Linked DNA regions of Mus musculus: regions 2 and 3 are each linked to region 1. A link is a loop called in an ENCODE intact Hi-C map of the cell type or tissue named here. Cell type or tissue: left cerebral cortex. All regions are shown on one strand. Links, peaks and the distances in the headings refer to the core of each region. The heading gives the core; the rest is flanking DNA. Region 1 holds the start of Cyria (CYFIP related Rac1 interactor A). Region 2 overlaps Cyria (CYFIP related Rac1 interactor A). Region 3 has its middle 42 kb from the start of Gm40838.

Region 1 (5,000 bases), core at 1-5,000:
CTTATGGTAAATTTCTTCTATTCCAGGTCTATGCGGCAACATTTTAATTCCATCCTCCTTCCTGTTCCACCTTGTTATAGCCTGGTCTGACAGAATATCAAAGGCCTGGAACAAGCCCTCAGCCATCCCTTGGTACAGTTCCTGGAATTTAGTTGATGTAGTCTATCAAAACAACAATAAAACAAAACAAAAACCCACCACTCAAAAAGGATGTTCTTGAATTTAGTTGAATTTAGATAGTAAGCTCAGTTCATGTGAACCAGTATATACTGTGAATGAATACCACCCAAAACAAAGTCTCAACTCACCTGCCCCTAATTGACAGTTTAATTTCACTGTAATCTTTATTATGACAGCTTCTGAACTTGTCATTAGCATTACTGATAAAGTTGAAAGACTATTTCATCTGATTATTGTGTCTTAAGAAACACTTAATTATTAAATTCCACACTGATAATTAGAAAGCCCTATTATTTCGTAATGGACTCAGCAATACTACCCAGGTATCCCTCAATTACTGAGACAGAAGCCGCCTCCAAGTGTGCTAAAGTGAACTCGCACACACCAAGTAATCTCTACTCACCAACATGAGCTGTGTTCCTAGAGATGGAAAGGTCTGCTCAGCTTCCAAGATGATATAGTATTCCAGGTATCAATTTGTTATCTGGGGCTGATTCATTCATGACCTCCCCAAAGCCTGGCCAAAGTTGAAGGCAGACAGGATAAGTAAAGGAGAAAAGGTGCAACGGAGGTGTGTGTGTGTGTGTGTGTGTGTGTGTGTGTGTGTGTGTATGTGTGTGTGTGTGTATGTGTGTGTGTGTGTATGTGTGTGTGTGTGTGTATATGTGTGTGTGTATGTGTGTGTGTATGTGTGTGTGTGTATCTATGTCTGTGTATGTGTCTACTTGTGTATATCTGTGTCTGTGTGTTTCAGACAAACAAATCAAAGCTAAGGTCATGGCAAGAAAAATTCTAATAGAGCCATAATAACATAAAATAAACTGTCTTCAGATGGACAAAAAATAAGATGAGTACAGGTGGGGGGCAGGGAGCTTGAGAAACTTATGCAACCCAAGGACCATTTCCATGTAGGAGACTATATTATTCTAACTAGACTGTGCCTGTCTAGATCCTGTCTGAATTCTTGCCAAAACTGAACCAAACACTCTACTGCTAAGCAGTTCCTGGGAGCCTGTCAGAAACGCAGACTATCAAGAGCCTCAGGAGACTTAGGCGGAGTAAATTTGTCATGGGGACTCATACTGGCCTCAAGCAAGGGGATAGAGCAATGCTCTCCCTGAAGCACCTTCCACTGTTGGAGCCCCAGGCTTTTCCTCCTGTTCCCAACCCACAAACTCACTACCCAAAGAAGCCATGGCTGTCAGCACAAGGCCTGACACACTGTGAAGGTTTAATACTGTATAAATTGTATAATGATCTTCTCTGGTTGGCTGACTGGGAAAAAGAGCAGCCAACCTAGGTATCTGCAAGGCAAACACACATACAGGGGCTCTGACTCACAACCTGTTTGGCACAGCTCGGTCCTCTGGGCTTCCGGAATCTCCCTTTCTGTACAAAACCTCCTCGGCAGATGTTTTAAAACAATGATCTGTGACAATGAGAGCTGTAAGCTACTTTCTCCTTACCTCGCAGAATTTTAAATTCACTGTTTAGAAGACCGTTGCATTTCATAGGCTAGGCATCATTTGGGAAGACATTTTTTGGGATCACATTCAATAACGGTGGCCTTTAAAGCTAGGCGTGTGTTACTAGGACAGGCAAGGGAAGTGTGAGAGCAAGCAGGTTCACCATCCAAAGTAACCTGGGGCCAGGGAGGGGGAGCACTAGTATCAGTGTGAGTGTATGCCAGTGGCCTATGGAGAGTGTGTCTTTGGGGGTGTTTTGTTTGTATTTTGTTTGTCTGAGGGGAAAAGTGGGTAATGAAGGAATTTAGGCCTCCTAGTGAATAGCAAGACAAGTGGTCCAGGCAGAGAGTATTAACATTAGCTGGGAGGTACAGTGCTAACTCCTGGGTGCAGATCCTAGTGCCTAGCCTGGCTAGAAGTGAACCGGCCCTCCGGGTGACAGCAGGGTGGGATTCCAAAGCCAGGGAGGGGCGGGCGGGCCGTGGGGCGGGCCGTGGGCGGGGCGGGGCGGGGCTGGAAGTCGACTCTCGGGCTGAGGCTGCCGCCGGAGAGGCATCCACAGCAGCGGAGCGGGCGGCCGAGCAGGAACGAGGCGGCGACAGCGGCTGCGACTCCGGTGAGCGTGGTGCGGACTCGGCTGGGGCGCGGCAGGGATCGCGGGCTGGGACTGGCAGGGAAAGGCGCTGCGGAGGCACAAGGGCCTCCCGGGCGCCGGATTTGGTGGAGCGGGGCGACTGTGGCTCTCTTCGTCCGGCTCGCGACGCCCTGCAGCCCCGGGCGAGGGAGGGAGGCAGCTAGCTCACGACTCGGTCTTGAACTGTTCTTCTTGGTTCCCGAACACAGAGGTCTGTGCGTCCATTGCTCCCTCTCTCCGGGTCTCTCTCCTGATTTTATTTCTTTTCCAGAAGAGTCCCTTCACCCTTCAACCACTCCCACCCCTACCGCCACCCCCCCGCCCCTCCCCCGAACCTTCATCTCCAAAGCTATTCTTCAGGAGACCCGCGATCTACCTCCTCCGGGTTCCCCTGCCAGGGCCATGCCTCTGCTCCCCATATTTCTGTAGCCCCAAGCGTGGATGAAGCCTGTTCTGGCCCCTGCACACCTGTACCCTTTTGCTGCCACCTGCCACAGAGGTGCTTAGCCAGCAGGCAAACTGCTGTGCCTAGGACCTCCTCGCCTCCGCGGTATTCACTCCCCCTCATGCCAGAACTCCTAACTAGAGTCCAGCAGGAGGAGACTTTTCCAAGCTGGAGCTTCGGGAACAATTTGACCCACTTCCCGAGGCACTGGTCTCAGGCCAGCCATGCTTTTTTGTAGACACACCTGTCTTATTTGCCAGCTGAGAGACTGGCAAGAACACCTTTTGACAAAAATGTGCCAGCCTGTCCCCTATTCCTTTTCCAAGCTGTTAAACTTCTTGGCCTATGTCCCCAGAGACGAGGTCTAGGGCATTTGCCATTTAAATCTGCTAAAGCTCTCACCCTCGCCCCCAACCTACATCTCTGTGACGATCCCCAGAATCCTGTCAGCCATTACTGGAAGAGGAAGGGTCCAGTACTGATAGAACCACCATTCTGAGTTTTTCTGGGCATGCTTTCTCCTCCTATGCGGGTGATTACCTGCCTACTTCTTAGAGAACCCCAGGCTCATAGGGCTCCCCTGAAGCCTAGTGGTTTTCTTATTAGAAACTTTCCCTACTCTGACCAATCATCACCTCTTCCAGATTGTCCCATGCTATCTGCACAGTGCTGAGTCTCCAGGGCTCAGGGAAAGCTGGGTTAGCACCATGCAGTTTGAGAACCTGTGCATAGCAGCAAGAGGAGGGTGGCTCCTAGCCAGGCCTCAGCTTTGGGAAGACCAGCCTGTTAGGATTGTTCCCAGTCAGACTAAATTTCACACACTGGTTGTGAGGGCTTCGTGTGAAGAGAGGAGGCAGACCAGGGGCTGTTTTTCCTGCCTGTTTCTGACTGTCTTGTGTTGCTATGGTGACAGTTTTGCCTCTTCCTCCCCCTGACTCTTCTGGGAGCTGGTTTTTATTGGTCTGTTGTCCTGTCTTTTATGGCTCTAATTTCTTCTTTCTACTTGCTCTGAAATAAACAGTCATAAACATGGGCACTGGGCCCAGGCTGGGGGCTGGCAGAATTCACCTCCTGTGGGCCCCTAGCTCCTGTGAGGAGAGAATACTGAACAAGCAGGGGTGGGATAAAGCTACCATGCACTTTCTTGCTCTCAAGCTTTGAGGAGGGGACAGTAGCATCCCGTTTGGTAGCATCCTTCTGGATATGTCAAACACTTGTGATAGCTCACTGGGGAGCTAGTGTTCTAGGGGAAGGGTAGCCCCCATCTCTCACTTTGCATCTGAGGTAAGTAATCTCAGAGCAAGTGAGCTGTTTCCCATGGGCTCCTGTTGATGTGAGCACACAGTCAGCTCTCAGATTTGATCAATGAAGGGTAGTCACAGAGCTGAAACATGGGTCTCTCTGCCTCCCATCCTGCTGTGCTCCCAGATCCGTCTCCTAAAGGACTTCCCTGCACCAGGAAGTAATTAGGAAGGGTTCCAGTCCCCTAACCCTGCAATACATGCTGCCTCCCATGCCCTTTGGACATCCTGAACCCCAAGTGCTGGGGACCCAAGTTGAGAGCAGAGTGAAGCCACTTGTGACTTCCTGTTTTTACTCAGCACTGAGAGGAATTCAGTTTGCTTTTGCTTATGCTCCCAGGGCCTAGATGCAACCGGATGACTCAAGGACAGAGAGCCAGCCCTGAGTAAGGAGTTCCCAGAGAGCTAACCCAGTCCATAGAATCTGTCACCCACTGTCCCCTGTTCGCGACAGTCTGCGGTGAAGCTGCTCCTCCCTTCCTGGTTCTTTTTCTCTTCCTTGCATTTTCTCTCTCTCCCCTTTGTATGGCAAAGTTCCGGCTTGTTGAATTAGAGCAACATGTACAGACAAGGGTATCAACAGCCTCTCGGTCAGCTGTTGACCCAGAGGAAGTCAGTTCACTCACATGGACCTCATTCTATCTTTCAAATAGACTTGAAGCATCTTTATCTTTCCTGTTGGGTGCTGCTTCTTCTTTTAGAGTGAAATGGATTAGACTACCTGCTATGATTTGAATCGTTGGAAGGCTGAAAGACCTTAAGCACCTTAGGTTTTCTTGGGAGATCTTAGGTTAAAGAGATGTCTGAGCCACTGTTGGCAGGTTGAAAATTTTAGGATTTTAAGTCATAATCATTCAAGACTAGTGGCATTTTTTTCAAGTTATTTTGTGGAGTCTTCATGGAGTCTTACTTATACGCTTCATATTTATGTACCAGGTACAGTGCAGGGATCTCAGAGACATGACACCCCCTCC
Region 2 (6,916 bases), core at 1,917-6,916, 51 kb after region 1:
GGAGGGCATCATCCTGAGTGAGGTAACCCAATCACAAAAGAACTCTCACAATATGTACTCACTGATAAGTGGATATTAGCCCAGAAACTTAGGATACCCAAGATATAAGATACAATTTACTAAACGCATGAAACTCAAGAAGAACGAAGACCAAAGTGTGGACACTTTGCCCCTTCTTAGAATTGGGAACAAAACACCCATGGAAGGAGTTACAGAGACAAAGTTTGGAGCTGAGACGAAAGGATGGACCATCTAGAGACTGCCATATCCGGGATCCATCCCATAATCAGCTTTCAAACGCTGACACCATTGCATACACTAGCAAGATTTTGCTAAAAGGACCCAGATATGGCTGTCTCTTGTGAGACTATGCCGGGGCCTGGCAAACACAGAAGTGGGTGCTCACAGTCAGCTATTGGATGGATCACAGGGCCCCCAATGGAGGAGCTAGAGAAAATACTAGTCGGCCATCAGTGGAAAGAGAGGCCCATTGGTCGTGCAAACTTTATATGCCTCAGTACAGGGTAATGCCAGGACCAAGAAGTGGGAGTGGGTGGGTGGGGGAGTGGGTGGGGGAGCGTGTGGGGGACTTTTGGGATAGCATTGGAAATGTAAGTGAAATAAATACCCAATAAAAAAAAAAGAAGAGACCAGCATCATTGAGGTGACATCTTCTGGGAAGTGTTTTCTGAGAGCACAGAGACTGTGTTCCAGAGATAGCCAAGGTTGTACCTTGGGCTGTGGCTGGACTTAGTAATGTGTAAGAGTTACCCACGTGGTATTGGTTTTGAAGGCATGAAGGGGTCATGCTGAGCAGCTGAGGCTCGGCACTGTGAGAGGCCATGGAAGGCCAATGGTGAAGGTGCAGCCTCAGTTGCAATTGAAGGCCCAGGACTGAAGGGGACATGCAAAGGAGTTGAGGCTGGGCATGGTGAAGAGAGTCTATGAGAGGCTATTGAAGTCAAGTTACAGTGGAAGACAACAGCATTTTGGAGATGCCAGTACCATGAGATGACGACCAAGAACAGCAGCAACAGTGGAGTACAGGCAGCTGGAGCCTGGAAGACAAAGTGTGTGCTACAAAGGGCAGGGCTGGAGAAGTGACCCAAGCCCTTGGAGGAGCCCAGAAGATCGTGAGTTGGATCCCAGACATTGGATGCTTTTGATTGTGACTGTGCCCTGATAATTTTCCCTCTTGAAGGAAGTTTTTTAGTGAAGCCCACAGTTAAGAGACTTTGAATTTTAAAGTACTTTGAAAGATACTGGATATTTTAAAAGGATTGAACTTTTAATATGTAAAGACTGTGGAACTTTTAAAGTTATTTAGATCTTGGGGATGAATAAGAATGTAAGGGTTGAGGCTTACTAGTGATGTGTTTGTGTGTCAAGTTGACAAGGGGTCAATTGTACTGGCTAGTTTTGTGTCAACTTGACAGAGCTGGAGTTATCACAGAGAAAGGAGCTTCAGTTGAGGAAATGCCTCCATGAGATCCAAGTGAAAGGCATTTTCTCAATTAGTGATCAAGGGGAGAGGTCCCCTTGTAGGTGGTGCCATCTGGGGGCTGGTAGCCTTGGTTCTATAAGAGAGCAGGCTGAGCAAGCCAGGGGAAGCAAGCCAGTAAAGAACATCCCTCCATGGCCTCTGCATCAGCTCCTGCTTCCTGACCTGCTTAAGTTCCAGTCCTGACATCCTTTGGTGATGAACAGCAGTATGGAAGTGTAAGCTGAATAAACCCTTTCCTCCCCAACCTGCTTCTTGGTCATGATGTTTGTGCAGGAATAGAAACCCTGAGTAAGACAGCCTGATAGGACCAGGGTTTCAGAGAAAATAAAGGACTTGATTTCCTTTGCCCCCTCCCTCCTTATTCATTTGAATTCTAACTTTATTCCTCTTCTACTTCTTGGGAGATACAGTTTTCTCAGGTCTAAAGGAGATATTCAAATTGTACAGAGGCTTCATGGTGGGCAATGGGTACAAGGGCCCTCTCTACCACCCAGTGAGTAGGGGCACAGCGGTAGGGTACTGTCTTGGCACACCAGTTGCTGTGAGAGATGGATGGAGCTAAGCCTTCTTTCTAATAGGTGGGCTGCCTGATTAACATTCATACTATTCTTGTAGAGGCAGAGATGATAGAATTCGGGTCCATTAACTTTTTCTTCAGTTAGAAAATAAATGCATGATTTCCATCGTTTAACTCTCTGTCCACTGACACTAAAAGAGAAGTTTCTCTTTATAAACTTGGCATTTGTAAAAATACACGGTGTGATTTTCCTTCAGCCAGGCACTGAGGTCGGCCTGTAAATACCAATAACGGGATATACTCAAGGAGTTACAATTTTCTAAAAGAGACAAGGGAGCCAATAGTCAGAGCTGAGGCTCGTAAGTAGGAACCCTGACATGGACAGAGTGATGTGGGCAGGCTGCGAGGCATGCTGTCTGTTTCCATAGCTAGCAGAGAAGGTCTTCATGGGGTCCATATGAGCTGGGCATTGAAGAATGAGTAGGAGCTAGGGGTTGGGAGAGAGGCACGTCTGGTACAGAAACACTGTCTATAAATAGGGACCAACGCTCCAGTCTCCGAGATAGGAGTGGAGAGAACTTGTCATGCGAAGATCATGCCTCAACTTGCTTTTTAAAAATCCATTAGGAGCTGCCTCCTCATCCTCCCACCTGTTCCCAGCGGTGACTAACAAGCAGCAAATTGACTAATTTGCCTTGATCTCCTCCCTGACCCCATGGAGGAATCTGTAAGCATAATGAGATTAGAGGCACCAAAAAAAGAAGTAGAAAGTGGATGAGGAGGAGGAGGAGCAGGGGGAAGAAGGAGAAGGGAGGAGGAGAGGAAGGCAGAGGAGAAGAGGAGGAAGAGGAGAGGGAGGAGGAAGAGGAGGAGGATGAGGAATCAGAAGTAGCAGCTGCTGCTGCAATGGTGTCCATCTCTGTTTTCCAGGTTTCACTGTAGGTCCCTAGTGATAAAATGCAGCATCCCAGAGAGGGACCTGCTGCTGCCTTGTGAGTATGCAAACCAACCCTTCTCCCTTTCTCTAGGAGAGAGAGAGAGACAGAGAAACAGAGAGAGACAGGCTGAGACAGAAAGAGACATGTATGTAGATATACGAGATTGGTTTGTGCATGCACATTCTATATACATGTTGTCTATGGTTGTATATGTGTGTTTATATACATCGTATTCAATTTATTTGAGAACCTAGCACAGAGCCTTGTTCAATCAACTTTCCATGGCCTTTGCTGGCAGGAAGACGAATAGGGGGATGAGAATTAACCTGACCACCTACATGCTGTTTTAGATGTGCCAAGGTCAGTACCCTGCATGCTATTTTTACACGAAGAGAGAGCAGTGGGTTGGGTCTCAAAGACAGTGTAGCTCTGGTGACACAGCTCACCCAAGGCTCTACAGCTCTTAGAAAATCCAAATCCAAATCATGCCCTCTTCCGTGGTTTGTCAACCTTTCTATGAACAGAGTTTCTGGTCAGATGACGTCCTTTTGTGTCCTTGGCCATGCCTTACCAAATGCTCTCAGATGCAGAACTTCAGAGAGTGATGGCAGACAAGATGCAGATCTGCAAACTCTCAGAATGCATCCCTTGCCATGCAGGTGTCTGCCCACAGCTTCCAGGGACAGGAAACTCACTAGCACATGAGGAGGTTGGGTCTAGCCCCAGATGCCATGCAGCTTTTTGTTCTTGTGGACTCATGCTGAACCCAGCCAGGCTTTGGTTCTCATGGCCACGAACAGCTCAACAGTGAGGCGCTGAAGGCTGCTTGTGTTGCTGCCCTGATGGAGTTTCCTGAAGACTCATTTCCCTCCCTGCAGCAAGGGCATACCTGGTTCTTGCTTCTTGGCATTCAAGTTGTCCTGGTGGGCTGAGGTTGCAGGTGGATACTCACTTGGCTTTGTGAATTCTCTCCTCTCAAGAGAATTCAGGCCAAATTTTCTATCACCCACTTCTTAATGGGGAGTGAGGTCTTCCTTTGACTAAAGGATTTGAGAGGATGCTAGGAAGGACTGACATGGAGAAAGGAGGGGCTGGGCTGGCATTCTCCTCAGATGTTTCTATGGAGACCTAGCGAGACCCCTCCCCACTCACCATGACCTCCCCCATTACTTAGTCAGGAGCCCTCATAGGCATCTCCTGATCAGCCCTGCTATATGCCCCTTTAATCCCCCAAATCCACCCCAGATAGTGCACCTTAAGTAACCCTTTCTGGGTGACAAAGGGTTTGGGTTTGTTTGTTTGTTTTTTCCTCCAATGGTGCTGCCTCCTTGTGGCACTTCTCAGTATTACAGGACACAGGAAGAAGAGAAACTAGAGGGGGCAGAGGGAGTACTGCCACTGGGAGCCAGCAGTTCAGCTGCAGTCCCCTGTCTTTTGGGCCCCTGTACACACTGAGGCTCTATGTGTGTGTCTCCTCCTCTGGCTTGTGAACTAGGAGAAGCATATCAGGGGGTTTGGTAAGCCCTGAGGCTGAGTCAGCCTGTCTTTTCAGCCACCTAAGATGCCAACCCTCTGGCCCTGGGATGGAGATATTAGCTAACTTGTCATACCAGAAAACATCCCGGGGCTGGGAGTGGGTGCAAGCTGGCAGATGCCACATAGAATGGCTCCAGCTGTATTTCAACTAAGGACTCTTGCTTGGCCATCATTGTCCCTCACCAGAACCCCTGGTGAGCCTTCAGGCTCAAGGAAGCAAAGGCGTGGCAGCCTACCATCTGTCTGGATTTGCAAACACATGGGATACAGACAGCCTGGTAACTTGATGACGTTAGCAGAGTCATTTTCACCTACTTCCCAGGATTCCCATATTGCAAATAGTGTACACCTTAGGGGATGGTTGAAATTGGTTCAAATAGCAGCCATTACATAATTCATATATAATGTGGCATTTCGAGGAGCACTTATAGCTATGTTCTCCCAGCTCTTGAATCCTGAGCATCTACAGAAATAAAATGAGAAAAGAGCCACACATACGTGCACATGAAGGCTCCCGTCCCTGAATGGGTTAATACATGCAAATGCACCCAGCCAGCGGTGTCTGGAGTACATAAGAACTCAGCTAGTGCTTATTCTTTGGGTTTTGACCTAAAGCCTCTGGGATTTCCTCCTAGAAGAAGGCTTTTGCTCTGCAGAGCCATTCAGCTTTTGAATGCCTGCCCGTTCAGCAGCTCCCGTGTATAGAATATTGAAGTCCCAGGGAATGAACACACGGAAATGAACAGCAACAGTGATGATGCGCAAACCCTGTCAGGTATCAGCGGCCTGCAGCATCAACCAAGGGAGGGTGTCAGGTCACTAGAGGAAGGAGCATTCTTGAACCAAGGGAGTTCTCAGAGGATGGGTGGAGCTTGAGGGGCAGGACAAAATCAGTAGGCTGAGGGAGTGGTGGGCAGAGGGGGTGGTCTGAGGGTGACGCAGGCCTAAGGTGCCATTGTGAGTGGGAAAGATCAGCCAGGAGGGAAAACTGTTCTGTGGAGGATTTTGTTTTTGGAATTTTTTGTTGTTGTTGGTGGTGGTGGTGGTTTTTTTTTTTTTTTGGGGGGGGGTATTTATTTATTTATTTATTTATTTATTTTTTTATAGTCGGTGGGACTTTGAAGCCTTGGCTATAATCCCTCTTCAGTGGAGGAGGAGGACGTAGCATGTGAAAGTGGGGGATCCCAGCAGGAGGGAATTAGCTGCAGCACTAGGCTCCTGAACTGGCCCAGCAGACTCCCTGTCCCTCCCTGTGCATGCAGCCTGAGCCCGGCTGGCCTAGACCCTTGAAGAGCTCAACAAAGACTTGCCTGTTCCCTTCATGACATCAGATCTTACCCTCAGGATTTCTCTGTCCTACTGGGGCAGGATCTCACACAGTGATAATAGAAGGAACGGGAAGAGATGAATCAAGTTAAGCCTGTCGCAGACATCACCATGCCAACGTGCTGGGCCTAGAAGGGGAGGAAGATGCTGTCTACTGGGGGCACTTTACTGGCCCCCACCCCACCCCCGGGCCAGGTTCCAGGGGCTGGGCCACTGGTCTCTGTTCAGATTGTCCCCAGCTGCCTGGTCAGTGAGTATAAAATGCTAGGACTGGATGAAATAATTGCTTCATACAATGGACTGGTTCTTTTCTGCTTTCTTAACTTTTTCAAAGTATCACATTGAACAAAATGACTTTTTTCTTTTGCTTTTTTTCTGAAGCCACAGGGTCAAACTTGGTAGCCCCGGCTGACCTCAAACTTGATCTTTTTTGTGTGTCTGCCTCCCAAGTGATGAGATGACAAGCATGTGTCACCAAGCCAGCCTGTGTCACCAAGCTAGCCTGAGTTTCCTTCGATAGCAAAGATTTATGAAGGGAGTTTTGCCTTGGAATCTCGTAAAAGTATACCGTGTAGAGGGTATGGGAGATCACCAGGTGTGTGTGTGTGTGTGTGTGTGTGTGTGTGTGTGTGTGTGTGTGTGTGTGAATGTAGACAGGAGAGTCAGCAGTGTTGATAATGGAAAGGGTTTTGACTATAGCCATGCATTCTCAGCTCAAGGAAGGAAATGGTGTGTGGAACGACAGCCCAAGGCACAGCCTGTAGGCCCACTCACAGATCTTATCCCTGTGGACATTTTCATTGGGGCAAAGATCGATCAATGAGCCTACTTCTAAGTCTAAATGCAAATAAAACCAGCATGAGAGCCGTCAGGGGAAACAAGGTTAAAAAGGGAATTTGATGGTGGGATTTCAAGTCCTGGGTGGGGTGCAGTGGCCTCCAACCTTGAAGCACCTGGGGAACATTAATACAGACGCAGGGCATGCAGTTCTGTAGATGTGATGAATCTGTGAGTGGGTGCCAAGGCTGCTACGTTAGGCTTAGAGCAGCAAGGATCCAGAAAACTCAGAGGAAAAAAAAAATGTTTTGTATTTCA
Region 3 (6,984 bases), core at 1,087-6,086, 68 kb before region 1:
CTTTTAGGTGTGTTGTCAAGCTGCTAATGTATGCTCTCTCTAGTTTCTTTTTGGAGGCACTCAGAGCTATGAGTTTTCCTCTTAGAAATGCTTTCATTGTGTCCCATAAGTTTTGGGTATGAAGTGGCTTCATTTTCATTGAACTCTAAGAAGTCCTTAATTTCTTTCTTTATTCCTTCCTTGACCAAGGTATCATTGAGAAGAGTGTTGTTCAGTTTCCACGTGAATGTTGGTTTTCTATTATTTATTTTGTTATTGAAGATCAGCCTTAGTGCATGGTGATCTGATAGGATGCATGGGACAATTTCAATATTTTTGTATGTGTTGAGGCCTGTTATGTGACCTATTATGTGGTTAATTTTCGAGAAGGTACCATGAGGTGCTGAGAAGAAGGTATATCCTTTTGTTTTAGGATAAAATGTTCTGTAGATATCTGTCACATCCATTTGTTTCATAACTTCTGTTAGTTTCACTGTGTCCCTGTTTAGTTTCTGTTTCTACGATCTGTCCATTGATGAGAGTGGTGTGTTCAAATCTCCCACTATTATTGTGTGAGGTGCAATGTGTGCTTTGAGATTTACTAAAGTTTCTTTAATGAATGTGGCTGCGCTTATATTTGGAGCATAGATATTCAGAATTGATAGTTCCTCTTGGAGGATTTTACCTTTGATGAGAATGAAGTGCCCCTCCTTGTCTTTTTTGATGACTTTGGGTTGGAAGTCAATCTTATCAGATATTAGGATGGCTACTCCAGCTTGTTTCTTCATACCATTTGCTTGGAAAATTGTTTTCCAGCCTTTCATTCTGAGGTAGTGTCTATCTTTTTCTCTGAGATGAGTTTCCTGTAAGCAGCAAAATGTTGGGTCTTGTTTGTGTAGCCAGTTTGTTAGTCTATGTCTTTTTATTGGGGAGTTGAGACCATTGATATTAAGAGATATTAAGGAAAAGTAATTGTTGGTTCCTCTTATTTTTGTTGTTAAAGTTGGCATTCTGTTCTTGTGGCTGTCTTCTTTTAGGTTTGTTGAGGGATTATCTTCTTGTTTTTTCTAGGGCGAGGTTCCCTTCCTTGTATTGGGTTTTTTCTGTTATTATCCTTTGAAGGGCTGGATTCGTGGAAAGGTAATGTGTGAATTTGGTTTTGTCGTGGAATACTTTGGTTTCTCCATCTATGGTAATTGAGAGTTTGGCTGGGTATAGTAGCCTTGGTTGGAATTTGTGTTCTCTTAGTATCTGTATAACATCTGTCCAGGCTCTTCTGGCTTTCATAGTCTCTGGTGAAAAATCTGGTATAATTCTGATAGGCTTGCCTTTATAAGTTACTTGACCTTTTTCCCTTAATGCTTTTAGTATTCTATCTTTATTTAGTGCATTTGTTGTTCTGATTATTATGTGTCGGGAGGAATTTCTTTTCTGGTCCAGTCTATTTGGAGTTCTGTAGGCTTTTTGTATGTTCATCGGCATCTCTTTCTTTAGATTTGGGAAGTTTTCTTCAATAATTTTGTTGAAGATATTTGCTGGTCCTTTGAGTTGAAAATCTTCATTCTCATCCACCCCTATTATCCGTAGGTTTGGACTTCTCATTGTGTCCTGGATATCCTGGATATTTTGAGTTAGGATCTTTTTGCATTTTCCATTTTCTTTGATTGTTGTGCTGATGTTCTCTATGGAATCTTCTGCACCTGAGATTTTCTCTTCCATCTCTTGTATTCTGTTGCTGATGCTCACATCTATGATTCCAGATTTCTTTCCTAGGGTTTCTATCTCCAGTGTTGCCTCACTTTGAGTTTTCTTTATTGTGTCTACTTCCCTTTTTAGGTCTAGTATGGTTTTGTTCATTTCCATCACCTGTTTGAATGTGTTTTCCTCTTTTTCTGTAAGGACTTCTACCTGTTTGGTTGTGTTTTCCTGTTTTTCTTTAAGGACTTGTAACTCTTTAGCAGTGTTCTGTATTTCTTTAAGTGAGTTATTAAAGTCCTTCTTGATGTCCTCTACCATCATCATGAGATATGCTTTTAAATCTGGGTCTAGGTTTTCGGGTGTGTTGGGGTGCCCTGGACTGGGTGAAGTGAGATTGCTGGGTTCTGATGATGGTGAGTGGTCTTGGTTCCTGTTAGTAAAATTCCTACGTTTACCTTTCGCCATCTGGTAATCTCTGGAGTCAGTTGTTATAGTTGACTCTGTTTAGAGATTGTTCTTCTGGTGATTCTGTTACTGTCTATCAGCAGACTTGGGAGACAGACTCCCTCCTCTGAGTTTCAGTGCTCAGAGCACTCTCTGCTGGCAAGCTCTCTTACAGGGAAGGTGTGCAGATATCTTGTGTTTGAACCTCCTCCTGGCCGAAGAAGAAGGCCTAAAACTGGACCTTTACCAGAAGCTGTGTTGCTTTGGCAGGTCCCAGAAGCTGTCAGCTTCTGTGGTGCAGACTCTCACCTGTGCAGACTAATTTCCTAAGTTCGGTGGAGTCCCGGAACCAAGGTGGCGCCCGCTGCTACTGAGGCTGAGGCCTTTTGAGCCAGGCGGACACCTGTCCTCTGGTCGGGATGGTGGCGGGCTGTCTGCGGCCCAAAAAGGGTGCTCCGTCGTCTTCTTCTTCTTCTTCTTCTTCTTCTTCTTCTTCTTCTTCTTCTTCTTCTTCTTCTTCTTCTTCTTCTTCTTCTTCTTCTTCCTTCTCTTCCTCCTCTTCCTCCTCCTCCTCTTCCTTTTCTTCCTCTTTCTCCTCCTCCTCTGCCTTCTCCTCTTCTTCTTCTTTGTCTTCTTCCTCTTCCTCCTCCTCTTCTTCTTCCTCCTCCTCTTCTTCCTCTTCCTCCTCTTCTTCTTCTTCCTCCTCCTCCTCTTCTTCTTTTTCCTCTTCCTCCTCCTCCCCCTCCTCCTTCTTCTTCTTCTTCCTCTTCCTCCTCCTCCCCTTTCTTCTTCTTCTTCTTCCTCCTCCTCTTCCTCCTCCTCCTCCTCCTCCTCCTCCTCCTCCTCCTCCTCCTTCCACTTCACATGTTCACCACCCATCCAGTTGCCCCTTTATATTACAGCAGCCACTATGACCTCTATTCTGAGTCAGGCACATGCTATCATGTTTCCCTACATTCCAGTGGAATGGGGTTAAGCTGTTTTGGTGGGTTCATGGATATTCTTGTCCCTTGGTGATGGGTAAAATGACCTGTTATTTTCTCCCATTAGCTGAGAGTTATACTAAGAAAGACAAAGCTCTTTACAAAGAGCTCTCACATTTCCACTCCTCTGTATTCTTTCAGGTTGCCTGCATGACCATCTACCACATATTTTATTGGTGTGACCCTGTCAGATCTAAGCAGACACCAAACAAAATGTCTTACATTTCTCTAAGATCTTTTCCCCGACACAATTTATTTTTTCCACATAATTTAAGAACTAACAGACATCTCAAAGAATCTTAAAATACAACAAGACCCTTGGAAAAGAGATTGACCAAAGCCTTCTGAGAAAGTAACAGGGTACTCACAGTTCCAATATCCTATCCCTAGGATTTGATGGCCTCTGTATCTCACAAATACCTAAGCTGCCGTAGTGTCTGACCCTTGCTGTTCAAAATGAAGAATACACCATTACAGATACCTTAACAATGTGCTTAAGTTTGCTTTCCAAATGCTTGCAACTCCACATTTGTATCTAATGTCCCCAGAACTGAGGTTGTCAAATGGCCCCTGGCTGTAAGATAAGAGGATGGAACAAATCCTGAAGGAGGTCAAGGAGAAGAGCTTGAAATGACAGCAAAAGCATAAATATGCCTTGGATCCTTGTCACAATCCACTTATGGGCTCAGCATTTTGGAACTTTTCCCTTTCAACTCAGGTTCCTTCTCTCTCCTTCCCTTATTCCCTGAGTATCTCCCCACAGCATGAGGGTGTTTAAATTCTAGAAGAAAAGCTCCCATCTGCTCTCATTTTCTTCTATCACCATGGTTACTGGGCCCAGAGTGGTCTCTGTGGAGACAGAGGCAGAACAGAAACCAGGGAAAATTACAGAGCAAAAGTGATGAGTTTCTTAAAACACTGTTAAAACCGGTATGCCCATACTGATCTCTCTTTCCTTGCCTCTTTCTTCCCTCCCTCCTTCTTTGTTCATAATTGCAAATCAAGTTTTAAAGTCTTGTGATCTAAAGCGAAAAACAAAGTCTAATATGCCCCACTAATTCTCTATAACTATGGCTTTTTAAATTTTCTTTTGTTTGTTTTTTTGTCTAATCAATATTTATGATGGACTTCATCTGAAATCTTGGGGGCAAGTGATGTGAGCAGTATAAAGTGTGTGGTCAGATCTTAGCCTATAAGTAGAGTATGGTCAATCCAGATTCCAAGTACATGGAGATGATAGGGATTGGAGATAGAGGCTGAGCTCTGAAGTAAACACATGAGAGAGTGGAAACCATATTGATTACAACCCCAGATCCTCAGCAACCTTGTTATAACATCCCAAAGAGTCTATTATAACTCAGCGTCTATGGCTAAAATGGACTAAATGTGTCCCTCCCCATAATAAAACTCTAAATGTTTTGACATATCAGACATATCAGAAGTGACTAGATCATGAGAGAAGTGACTAGATCATCAGAATGACTAGATCATGAGAGAAGTGACTAGATCATGAGAGTAGCACCTTATGAATGCTTGAATGTATGGATTGTGTTTTTGTTAGAGACAAAAGAACTAGCTCGTGTTCTCTCTACCATGTGAGTGTTCAAGAAGTCCACTGCCCACCACATGGAAAAAGGTCCCACAAGAACTGAGCATCCTACCAGTCCAGTGTCAGCTTCCCAGACTTCACTGTGCATTTAGATGTATTCACACCCTTCTTAAGGCTCCTTGTCTATGGTTACTTCCAGATGGCAGTCTAACATGCCAAAACCATCCCCAACCATTTTTTGAAATGGTATTTTACATTCCTGTGGGCTTTTGATTGTGCTCTGGGCTCATGGGCCAAGGAAGAGGGGCACAGAAAGAACTTTGGCATGAGGTATATAGGGATCACTTCCCTTTTGGAATGCAGGGGTGTGAGCTGTAGAATCACCAGTATTAGACCCCCAAATTGGGCTTGACTGAATGCTTGGATCTTGGCACAGGATGCTTCTCTCTAAGTTGAGAACAGGGGAAGGTCCCTAGACTTCAGCAAAGCACGTCCACCCTGATTGTACTCTGGAATCACCAGGAATGTGTCAAGAATACGACAACCCTGGATCACACCCCATACCATTAAACCAGAACCCTAGTTTAACATAATTTCTAAAACTTTCCCAGGTGAGGTTAATGGGTTTTCAGGTTAAAGGCATTGGCCCTGAGCATCCTCTCCCTGTTCCTTCTTGCTCTGAGCTATGACTCCGTGCACAAATGAAAAGGAAATTGTAGCAAGCAGAAATGTCCAAAGTGGACCACACACAAGTGTGGCCAGCTGGCAGGAGGCTCTGGTACTGGGGTTGCTACTGGCTCTGCACCTCTTATACAAATGCATTCAGGACTAAGTGGAGTACAGAGGCACAGCTCTGCGTCAGCCAGTGGAGCTGGCACGGGGAGAACTGAACCATAAACCATCTGTGTGGCCTGAAGAAATGCTTTCCCACTTAGAGCTTTCTTCTCTAAAATAAGAAAGTTCTGCAAACTTCAGCCTGTAGAAATTCTAACATTGTACCAGTTTGTGATGTGTACCTCATGGAGAACAAATTAATTAATCTCTTCAGGCTTTAATTTCTCACCTGGAAACTGTAAAGAAACTAGGAAGAAGTGTAACTGCATGTAAAATGCTCATCTCTCTGTCTCTTTATTAAATATTTAATAAATGGTGAAACGTACAAGCAGCGTGATGATCTTACTCATTAGATAGGGTAGACTAGATGCTGTCTGGGAGCTTGTCTCCTCTTTGTCACTGAAAATGGCCTCTATGTAACAGAACATGCCTCTGATGGAGTGAAGAGATTGGTGCTGCCAACAAGAGAATAAGAGGCAAAGAACCCTAGTGTGTTCATAAGAATAGGAAGAGTAACAGTGGAGACAAACAGTGCGAGATGTATTGGTGATTTAGGCTTCATCCTTAGACAGAGTGACAAAGAGAAGCAATGGAGGCTAATGTTAGAGTGTGGAGCTGGGCTACTTCATGTACATTAGTGATTGAAAAGAAAAAGTTGTGGTTTCAACCTTAAATATGAAAATGCATCTGCTTGTATAGACATGGAAGTTAGTGAGTTTCTCCCTCACTGGGATCTAGCATCCCCTATCCTGTGGTGCGCCATTTACCTTGGCAGGTCCAGCCAGAGCCCACGTGGAACTTCAGGACTCAATGAGCACAACTATTATCCATCCCTGTAAGAAGCAAAGGCTTTCTGGTGCTTTGAGATTCACTGATTCCTGTCATTGCTGTTTGATTTTGTTTCTCAGTTTTTGGTCCTCAGACTCTGTGCTTACCACAATATGCAGCCTAGATGGTGATGGGGAAGGTAGGAGTTAAAACAGTCCTTAGGATCTCTCTCTCTGTCTTAGAATAGCAAAACCCAAAGATTACATAATCTGAGGCAGTTTTCCAGAGCCTGATATTAAAGAGGCAACTTATATTTAACCAAATAAGTAGTATCCTGCTAAATGGCTAATATACAATCCCAAACATATTATTGATCTGCTGTGACACTGCTATCATTTGTCAGGACTGACTTTAACCCTAAGCAATGACTTAGGTTTGGATTAGTCTATTGCTATTGCAGAATCAACAGTTCCCAAAACATGTATATTTTCATAATGTAGTGTGCATGTAAAAGAAGCCTGGTAGAGCCTGCACATAGTTTCTACAGCTGCAAATCAAAGATGTCTGCCATCCTCCTAGAATTCATGAACCTATATGAGTCATTATCTTAGTCGTTGTTATATTGCTGTCAAGAGACACTATGACCAAGGCAACTCCTGTGAAAGAAAACATTTCATTGGAGGTTTGCCTACAGTTTGGGAGATTTAGTCCAATTATCATCATGGCAGA

The links. Hi-C counts contacts between places; a loop is a spot of excess contacts. Peaks named below come from ENCODE experiments on the same cell type or tissue, not always from the same donor. Only the 100,000 strongest peaks of a DNase experiment are listed, where the experiment ranks them.
Region 2: a loop joins it to region 1, with 4 times the contacts of the local background. A loop is called at or near these places in 17 of 42 quality-filtered maps.
Region 3: a loop joins it to region 1, with 5 times the contacts of the local background. A loop is called at or near these places in 2 of 42 quality-filtered maps.

What each region holds. Positions count from the first base shown.
Region 1 is chr12:12,259,977-12,264,976 of GRCm38, forward strand. Cyria (CYFIP related Rac1 interactor A) reads left to right here and starts at 2,201. Exons shown (of 12, transcript NM_001146119.2): 1 at 2,201-2,262. In left cerebral cortex, for the core only: a CTCF peak has its summit at 2,884; DNase peaks (open chromatin) are centred at 1,194, 1,523, 1,811, 2,254 and 3 more places; H3K4me3 peaks cover 3,375 bases; H3K27ac peaks cover 3,861 bases.
Region 2 is chr12:12,309,339-12,316,254 of GRCm38, forward strand. All of the region lies in intron 2 of Cyria (CYFIP related Rac1 interactor A), which reads left to right. Among named protein-coding and RNA genes, the nearest start is that of Gm34407, 23 kb to the left of the region's middle. In left cerebral cortex, for the core only: a CTCF peak has its summit at 4,307 (motif pointing left); DNase peaks (open chromatin) are centred at 2,622, 2,989, 3,716, 4,313 and 3 more places; H3K27ac peaks cover 4,579 bases.
Region 3 is chr12:12,191,352-12,198,335 of GRCm38, forward strand. No RefSeq gene overlaps it. Among named protein-coding and RNA genes, the nearest start is that of Gm40838, 42 kb to the right of the region's middle. In left cerebral cortex, for the core only: no CTCF peak of the experiment used is centred there; DNase peaks (open chromatin) are centred at 3,898, 4,861 and 5,507; H3K27ac peaks cover 2,247 bases.